2 separate regions of the Homo sapiens genome follow, and region 1 is linked to region 2. Evidence: chromatin contacts called from ENCODE Hi-C data. All regions are on one chromosome and are shown on one strand. Each heading gives the region's core, a stretch centred on a gene start or an enhancer-like site at or near the end of the contact. The rest is flanking DNA. Distances are from core to core; before and after follow the strand shown. Region 1 overlaps LPP (LIM domain containing preferred translocation partner in lipoma). Region 2 overlaps LPP (LIM domain containing preferred translocation partner in lipoma).

The links. Hi-C counts contacts between places; a loop is a spot of excess contacts on that map. Pooled maps may share reads with other maps.
Region 1: a loop to region 2 is called in a map of OCI-LY7, with 4 times the contacts of the local background. The contact joins two enhancer-like sites. A Hi-C loop is called at or near these places in 2 of 168 maps with a recorded cell type or tissue (B cell and OCI-LY7) and 4 of 50 pooled maps.

What each region holds. Positions count from the first base shown.
Region 1 is chr3:188,242,702-188,247,633 of GRCh38, reverse strand. All of the region lies in intron 2 of LPP (LIM domain containing preferred translocation partner in lipoma), which reads right to left. Among named protein-coding and RNA genes, the nearest start is that of FLJ42393, 67 kb to the right of the region's middle. Within about 2 kb of position 3,078, at least 4 of the 41 ENCODE cell types and tissues checked have a DNase peak (open chromatin) inside an H3K27ac peak, as active enhancers do.
Region 2 is chr3:188,578,129-188,582,626 of GRCh38, reverse strand. All of the region lies in intron 6 of LPP (LIM domain containing preferred translocation partner in lipoma), which reads right to left. Among named protein-coding and RNA genes, the nearest start is that of LPP-AS1, 12 kb to the right of the region's middle. Within about 2 kb of position 2,812, at least 14 of the 41 ENCODE cell types and tissues checked have a DNase peak (open chromatin) inside an H3K27ac peak, as active enhancers do.

The DNA of each region.
Region 1 (4,932 bases), core at 1,829-4,328, 340 kb after region 2:
AGAAACAGGGTTTCACCATGTTGACCAGGCTGGTCTTGAACTCCAGACCTCAGGCGCCCACCTTGGCCTCCCAAAATGCTGGGATTACAGGCATGAGCCAACGCACCCAGCCTGATCACATCATTTTATCTCTCACTTTTGCTCAATTTCCACAAAAGTGAAATGACAAAAATTACAAACCAATTTCACCAATCTATAGAAAAAATTATTAATAAATGTTAAAGTCTTTGCATACACAAGTATTAGTTTTGACAACATCCTTAACACAGTGTATAAAACTATTTCTTAACTTTTCAAAGGTATTGCTCTCCTACCAACTAGTCTATAACCAGATGAAGGCTCTAAAAATAGCCTCAGCGTTTTTTTTTTTTTCCCACTAAAGTGCCCTGCAACTAAGACTTTGGGTGTGAGTTGTACTACTCACAGAACCCTTGATCTCAGGGTAAGAAGAATTCTCCAGAGGTCTTCTGGACAGTTCCTTGCCTTCATGCCGAAAAGAGCTCATTACCCCATTTCACAGATGGGTCAAGTGAGGCCCAGGAAATTAGAGTGATCTGAACTCAGTCACACACAGGTCTCCACACAAACATGTCAAGCTTTTAAGTACTGACTGAGTAGAATTCTTTTTCTATTAATAGTTCATCTGGGTGACTTAAGACAACCAGAGTTCTCTCTCCAGGTCTTGGCTCACCAATCTCTAAGAAAAGAAGGCTGAAATCCCATCATTTCTGGTCTGAGGCTGTAGAAAGAGAGAAATGCCTCAGATGTCAATAAATTATTAAGTTACTTAATTGATTAGTAACTTCGAACAAGATATTTTGTGTGACTAAGCCTCCATTTCCCTATTTACAAATTAGGAAGGATAATATTGTGAGAATTAAGGAATCCAGTTGATTCAGTTAAATAATCATCTGAGTCCCTACTTTGTGTCTCATCTATGTCAGATGGTAGGAAAATGTGGGTGTATTCAGTGCTCCTGCCCTGTGGGGGACTCACAGGCTTTCACCCTTTTCCAGGGAAAATGTTGTTGCTGAATAGAAAATGTAGAAACTGGAAGGAATATTTAAGATCTCATGCCCTATTTAGACTATTTAAATTCATAAGACATGGAAAGTCAGCAGAGATTTCAGATAAGAGAAATGAAATACAATTGCTATATCATCTATGAAGAGGAAAGAATTCCCTGTAATTAAATATCAAAACACTGAGCTTGGGATATGAGAAGGGGCAGAGAGTGTTAATCACAAACAAATTAGTGAGATAAATTGCAGGGTATCTGCTTCCTAAAGGCTTTAGAAAGTTATTGAGGCTGATAATTACAGAAATTCTATGGGTTTTCATTCCTACTTGAAGGGTAGACCAAAGAAATAGACACCTAGACATATCAGCCTGATCCCAATGTTCTCAGGTACCAGAGATTTAATGTTAATGAAAGAAAAAAAAAAAGTTGTAGACAGCATCTAGTTCAATAACCTCATTTTACAGATAAAAGAATAGACAGGAATAGAGAAACATGTCTGGGATGATAAAACAATTAAAAAGCAGATAGGACATCCAAGGGATATTCTAAGTCATTTCTCCATTAGAAAATCCTCACATCATTTCACACGATTTTATGGTATCAGTCCAAAAATAAAGTAAAAAACTTTGAAAATACATTTCAACAATTACAGTCAAGAAACAGAAATTTTTCCTTTTCCTGATAAAATAAAAAGCATTCACAGACAAATGAAAACAGTGAGGGTAGTACAATATATTCATCATTATTTTGTTTTTTGTGAAAGCAGGGCTGGGCTGGGTGTGGTGTCTCACACCTATAATCTTAGCACTTTGGAAGGCCGAGGTGGGAGGATCACCGAGCTCAGTAGTTGGAGAGAGCCTGGGCAACATAGTGAGACCTCGTGTCTACAAAAGAAATAAATAAATAAAAGCAGGGCACACACAAATGCAACGTTATTTTGATCTTAAAAAAAAAAAAGTGTGGGGTTAGAAAAGAGGGAAGCATGCCTTCTATTTTATTAAATTTACTTTGTGGTCTTTATTGCATAGGTGACATTATCATATAAGGTACCTTCTAAGAGGAGGTGAAAAGGCAAAAGGAAGGCAAAGGTGGTGGAATGAAGTTTAGGTCAGCAAACATCTACTGAGAATTTTCTCTGCTAATGGCTCTGGGCCAGGATCTGTGAGGAATAGAATCATAAGAAAATACCATCCCTGCCCACAAACTGTTTAAAAGCAAACAAGCCTGTAATCCCAGCACTTTGGGAGGCCGAGGCAGGCAGATCACGAGGTCAGAAGTTCGAGACCAGCATGACCAACATGATGAAACCCTGTCTCTATGAAAAATACAAAAATTAGTCAGGCGTAGTGGCGGGTGCCTGTAATCCCAGCTACTTGGGAGGCTGAGGCAGGAGAATTGCTTGAACCCGGGAGGCAGAGGTTGCAGTGAGCCAAGATTGTGTCACTGCACTCCAGCCTGGGTGACAGAGCAAGACTCTGTTTCAAAAGAAAAAAAAGGCGGGGGCAGGGTGGGAAACAAGGCAGAATTATGCTAACAATTTACCCTAATACAAGCCTAGAATGATGAGTGCAAAGAAGAGGACAAAAATCACCACTAACAACGGACCAAGAATGAGACACTAGGTAGCCACCCATTAGACACGGTCCATGCCCTCAAGGAACATATGCCTAGTAAGGAGATACAAAATCATTCATCCATCATTCATTCACTCAGATTCATTGAAAATCTACCATGAACCAGATACCGATGTACATGCTGAGGCTTCAGAAATGAGCAGGACATGGCTGAGTTCACAGTTCAGGGCAGACAACAAACACATAATGCTGAGTAGACACCAGGCAGTGTGATTAAGCCAAAGGAGATGTGTTTTAAAAGCCTAGGTTACTCAGAGAGAGAGGGGTAGATTATCAGAGATGACACGGAAAAGGCACCTCTACAACAAACAATCATACTTTTGACTCTAATACAATGGAGAATGAATAAAGCGTCTAATAGAGAAGAGTGCCACACACAGTGAGAAAGTCCCTAGGGAGTATTCTGACCAAAGTCTTGGTCTTGAAGGAGAGGCATAGTCTTCTAATTGCTTTGATGAATCACAGACCAAACAGTGATTCAGCTCTGAAAGAAACCTTAGAGATGGGCATTCCAAGGTCTCATGGGGTTAGTAGCAGAAGCAGGACTGGAACCCAGAACCCAAGTTGGACCACTAGACTGGTGCCTCTCCCTAAGCCCACTCTGCCTCTTCCATGTCTGTGAATGAGCTTACCACTCCTAGCTATGCAAAACTGCATAGAACCATTTCAGCAAGAGGCTCAGGTAGCATTAAAGAAGTTCCCACCTCAACGATGTCAATTTTTTGTTACTGTTGTCTTGAGGAAGCATGTTTGCTTTTAAACGCTCCCAAATTAAAAGCCATTCTCAGCCTTCCTACAATTGTATGTGCGCTGGGCGCAGTGGCTCACTTCTATAATCCCAGAACTTTGGCAGGCCGAGGCAGGCAGATATCTTAAGGCCAGGAGTTCGAGACCAGCCTGCACAACACGGTGAAACCCCACCTCTACTAAAAATACAAAAATTAGCCGGGCGTGGTGACGGGCACCTGTAAGCTACTCAGGAGGCTGAGGCAGGAGAATCGCTTGAACCCGGGAAGTGGAGGTTGTGGTGAGCAGAGATTGTGCCTCTACTCTCCAGCCTGCGCGACAGAGCGAGACTCTGTCTCAAAAAAATAAAAATTTTAAAAATAAAATAATTAATTAAAAAAAAAGATGTGGACCTGAACTCAGATTAGTGTCAGAGTGAACTTTCTAGTTAGCCTCCTCTTTCCACAGTGAAGAAATTACACCCAGAGAGACTGAGGTTAGTCACCCTGTCCAATCACAGCACCAGTTACACAGCACCTGAACTCAGAAGGGTCTAGCACCTTTTGCTCAGTGCTGCCAGTGTGGTGGTCTATGGCCTCATTCTCATAGCCTGCAAGTGATAGACCCCAGGACAGCAAGAATCATGCCAAAAGGATAACATCAATTAGCCTGTGTATTGTAGAAACAGATCACGAGATTTTAGAACGTAAAGAAAGAGAAAAAGAAACGATTTATTTCGCAGCTTTCCGTGCAAGCTTTTCAAAGGCCCTTCCCAGATCCGGCCTTCTGAGACACCACCCCAAGCCCCCGGAGGTTTGTTCTCTACTTAAATTGCCCCAAACTATGCTGTTTTCCTATCAATACTCAACAGCAAAGATGGAAAAGAATTGCCAATTTCTTGTGAATCCTGAAGATTTCCTTTATGAGTCATGGGAAACTAAAATAACCTGAGGGGTAGGGGGAACGGTAGAAACAGTTTTAAATCGGTTCTCACTAGTTTGTTTTACAGTGTGGTATAACTCCTGAGAACAGAAAAAATCAAGTTTCTAGAGTTGTTGTAAAAATAGGAGTTTTTGTCAGGTTGTGTCAGCTGTCACTGTGGCATTTCTTATTAGTATTTTTCTGTCTTTTTTTTGTTATATTAATTATAGTTTGATCACTGTAAGAGCTATTTTGAATCTATGGGACTTTCCTAACCAGATTGTTTTGGCATTTTAAAGTTACTCACATTCAGGGCCTAAACAATATAGCAAGTATCTTTTCTTCCTCTCTTTTTTATACTCAAATTCTGAACAAAGGAACCATCTGTTCTCTCTCTGAAAACATCAGCCCTTGTTTTCATTTTTCATTAATCATAATGCCTCAAACTTACATAATCTCTTTCTCCAACTTGCTTATTAAAGCATTTTGTAGACATCGCCTCATTCGTCTTCAATATCATCCCCTACAAACTAAGGAGAAAGGGGAAATGTTTGCTAATTTTCACTTAGGTAAGTGATTATCAGATGTTTAATGAATTTTGCATGAATGATGGCATGTTAGCCTCAGAAG
Region 2 (4,498 bases), core at 1,563-4,062:
GAAACAAATTTATATCATATTGTAGAGCTGATAGTTGAGGCCATAGTAGTTAAAGGCTCTCTTAACCAAATGTGGGAAGTGAAACAAGAGCAGGCCCTAGGAAAGACACCCCTCCCCAAGCCCCACCAAAGGAAAACAACATTCAAGCCCAGGCACGGTGGCTCATGCCTGTAATCCCAGCACTTTGGGAGGCCGAGGTGGGTGGATCAGTTGAGGTCAGGAGTTCGAGACAAGACTGGCCAACGTGGTGAAACCCCATCTCTAATAAAAAGAAAACAGAAAAAAGAAAAAAGAAAAAAAAATTAGCCAGGCATGGTGCACACCTGTAGACACAGCTACTCGGGAGGCTGAGGCAAGAGAATCGTTTGAACCTGGTAGGCAGAGGTTGCAGTGAGCTGAAATTGCGCCACTGCACTCCAGCCTGGGTGACAGAATGAGAGTCTGTCTCAAAAAAAAAAAAAAAAAAAAAAAAGAAAAAGAAAAAGGTAAAACGACATTCAAGGAGAGGGAGACGAAGAGCCACTAAGGAGAGCCCTGAAGTGAAATTGTTCAGAATGGTAGGAAGAAAACCAACAGAGTGTGGTGTGCAATAACTGTGAAAAGTTGGCAAGATGGCCTGACTGTGCCACAGATTTACATAAGGGCAAGTACAAAAGGGAAACTCTGAAAAAAGCCTACCGAAAGAAGGTCATGTGTTGGAAGAGTCGGCTGAAGTATTGAACCACAGACTGTAAGTTGGATAATAAAGGAAATATAAGAGACTGGTGAGGAAAAAGAAAGGTAATAGAAGGTAAATATGCTGAAGAAAAGTAGAATAGGAGTTACCTGAATGAGAGAGAGTGCTGGAAGAATGAGGGGTTGTGTTCCGAGGCTGGTTTTAATTTTTACGATTTAGGAGGTAAAATAGAGCGAAGCAATGATAAGATCCAGGGTATAACCAGGGGCTGTAGAGGCTGCAGCTGAATGGAGATGAGAGTTACAGATGAGTGAGTTGGGCCCTGAGCCTCCCAACAGGACTAACAGCCTGGGTAGTGGCAGGAGAGAGTTGAGCCACTTGTCCTGTGGTCAATGAGTAAAGTCCAGGACCAGGACATTAATGAATGACAGCAATGTGGAGAAAAGACCATTTAGTCGAATGTCTCTAACCTTCAAGCAGAATATAAACAGTACTAAATTGCAAGTTAAGAATGCAAGAGAGACAATCAACTCTGTATTTAAAACTAATACAAAAGACTGTCTGACCCACTGTGGTTCTGTTTCCAGGGCAGACTGGTGGAGCCTATCCAGGTCCAAGTGTGCCCGAGGTAAAATGCCAGTCTGTCCACATTTACTGTTCCCTAGACCTATCATCACTTCCAGTCACCATCTCCAACGACAATGCTGGCATTCTCATGGTTCTGCTTGAACCTTTATGCTCTTCCTGGACTTTTTTTGCCCTGAGGTATCTGTTGCTTCTCTACCACAGATTTAAATTCTGTAGAAAAAGACTACCCTCCTGTGATGGTCCATTTGTGTGTTAATTTTTTCAGGCTAAAGTCTCCATTTATTCAATCAAACTCCAATCTAGATGTGGCTGGGAAGGTGTTTTGTACATGTGATTAAAGCCTCTAATCAGTTGATTTTTAAGTAATGAAGAGTACACTAGATAACCTGGTTGAGCCTGATTCAATCAGTTGAAAGGTCTTGGAAGTAGAGCTGAGGATTCCTTAAAGAAGAAGGAATTCTCATTGTGGCAAGTAGCTTCATCTCATGCCACGGAGTTACAGCCTGCCCTTCCTAATTGCCTAATCTGTAGATGTTAGATTGCCTAGCCAGCCCACAAAATCATGCAAGCTACTCCTTCCCAATTAATGTCTTAATATATATCTTCTACTGATTCTGTTTTTCTGGCACTATTTTCTGTAGCCATCATCCATCATATAGGCTAATCTTTGACTTTTGGTGGGAAACAAACCATTCATAAGGGGTGCTGATGTTGCTGCAAGACCAATATGTAGACCACTCTTGCTACATAATGATTCCCACCCTAAATACAACAAATACTGCTTCTGAAGAAACATGCCTTCCTAGTATAAGCTGAGAACACTACCAGTGAATTTTCATAAGGACCTTTCAATAAGATGGAAACTCTCTGAATCCTTTAGAAGGTGTCAGCCATCTCATAAGGAGAAGGAAAGAAAGTACACAACATAAAAAGCTACCCCAAATGTCTTAATACTCGTATAGACAATGAGGTCATCAAAATCAGGAAGAGACCAGCAAAAGGTAGAGAAAAACATGATTAAAGAGGCAGAGGTTCTTGATCTTACTGATAATCTTTTATAAATTTTATCTGCCTATAATTATAATTAAATACTAAATGTTTTGAGTAAGTTTTTTTTTTTAATTGAGAAACAATTCTATTGAGAAAATACTTAATTTCAAGAGTATGACTCTCATGGAAAATATAACACAATTATGTTATTTTTCTGGTTAAAATAGGTGTTGGTACCTTGTCAATTCAGTTATTGCACGGTAGTACTATGGTTTGTATAAGCCGAGGTTTAAACCTGAGATCTTAACACATTGGGGTTTTTATTTTATTTTATATATGTGTGTTGTGTGTGTGTATTTGCTTATTTAATTAGAGGCAGGGTCTTGCTCTGTCGCTCAGGCTGGAGTGCAGTGATACAGTCATGGCTCACTGTAGCCTTGACCTCCTACCTCCTGGGCTCAAGCAAGCCTCCTACCTCAGCCCACCCCCAACCCCCCCAACCCCCAATGAGAGTGGCTGACACAACAAGTGCATGCCATCATGCCTGGCTAATCCTGGCTATTTAAAAAACTTTTTGTAGAGACAGGATCTGACTATGTTGCCCAGGCTGGTCTCAAACTCCTGTGCTCATGGGATCATACCGCCTCAGCATCCCAAAGAGCTCAGATTACAGGTGTGAGCCACGGTGCCCAGCCTCACTGGGGTTTAAAAAAAAAAAAAAGCGAGATTTAGAATTGTTAATAAAGTTAGATATTCAGTTACTAGAAGTACTATATTTAAAAATAAAATTTTAACACGATTGCTTTTATTGCTCTTTAATTTTAGTGTAGTTTTGTCCAGTTAACACAGAAACATGATGAACATGTATGATCTTTCTGTTTTGAAATAATTTAAGTAATTACAGAATGTTTTTAACATTTCAACATGTTAAGACCTTAATATGACACCCTTATTGTTCACATGATACCTGAAGTTCCAAAGAGGACACATTACTTTTCCAGTGTCATAGAGATTGGGTGGAACCCAGTCTAGAATGTCACTTTCCGACCTTTTTTCCCAGTGTTCTTCCCACTGCTCAGTGTTGAGTAAGAGAGTTTTAAAACAAATTCACACACACACCTCCATGTTCCCTGCTCTCCCCACCCTTAGTAAAATCCCCTGGGATGCTTTTGGCAGGATTCAGCGATGGCTTTGGCAGCTCTAGCCACGTTCCTGGAATCCATCTGCAAGTGCTGGTCAGCAGAGCCTGCTTCATTCCCTTTTTGGTATTAGTCAGTAAAGGTTAAGTGTATGTGAATTATCATAAGTTTATTTTTAGTCTCCCACTACCCCCTTTTTTTTTGGTAAGTGATCAATGACTACCAGGCACAGGAAATACATTTCACTGAATGATTTTCTAAAATCAAAACTCCATCTGGGCTGGAACTGAGACAGGATTAGGAATGACCATTTATAACATTAATATCAGCTACACTAAACTACTGAAAGATGCTTAGAGTGGGGAAAGGGTCTTCACCTTTGCCTGAAAGTACTTCCAAGGCTGAATCCTGGCTCCTCTGCTAGCCAATGTGTTGTGTGTAATAGCAGCACATGCAGCTGGTGATCACATTGTGACTCAGTGCACCACGGGGAGAGAGGGTCGGACGGATGAGGAACTAACTCAGAATTGTAGAACAGAAGTCTCAGCTAGCAAGTACTAAATGTGGTCTCCTTAGTTGAACAAATCAAGTTGAAAGAAAAAAAAAAGTGAGGGAATGAGTTGCTAAAGTTAGTTTCCTTAAAGTGAGAGATAATATTTCCCCTTTAAAAAGTAAGACACACAAAAAAACCTGTCGCCTTCATTGTGGATTAAGTTAATATTATAATAACTAAAACTAGTAGCATAGCATGGACTGATGAAGACAGTATTATAAAATGAAAATTAGTGTCAGTATAGCAGGGGTAGTCCTGGGATGGGGAGTAAAATTCATAGCCACAGCCATCTGGAGAAAGAAGAAAATAAAGTATATAAGCTTTAGCTATTAGGGACCCAAACTCCTGGCTGCTAGGAAGGAGGCCAATCAAGATTTTATGAACCTTAAAAGAAAAAAGGAAAGGAAGAGAAGGAAAGTGGGGAAAGGGCAAGGGAATGAAAGGAAGGAAGGGAAGAGGAAGGACCATAGTGGCCACTCCACTTGAAAGGGGTTTACTGCAACCACCAGTCTTATGTGTAAATGCTCTCTCTCTTCAGGGTAGTAGGCAAGG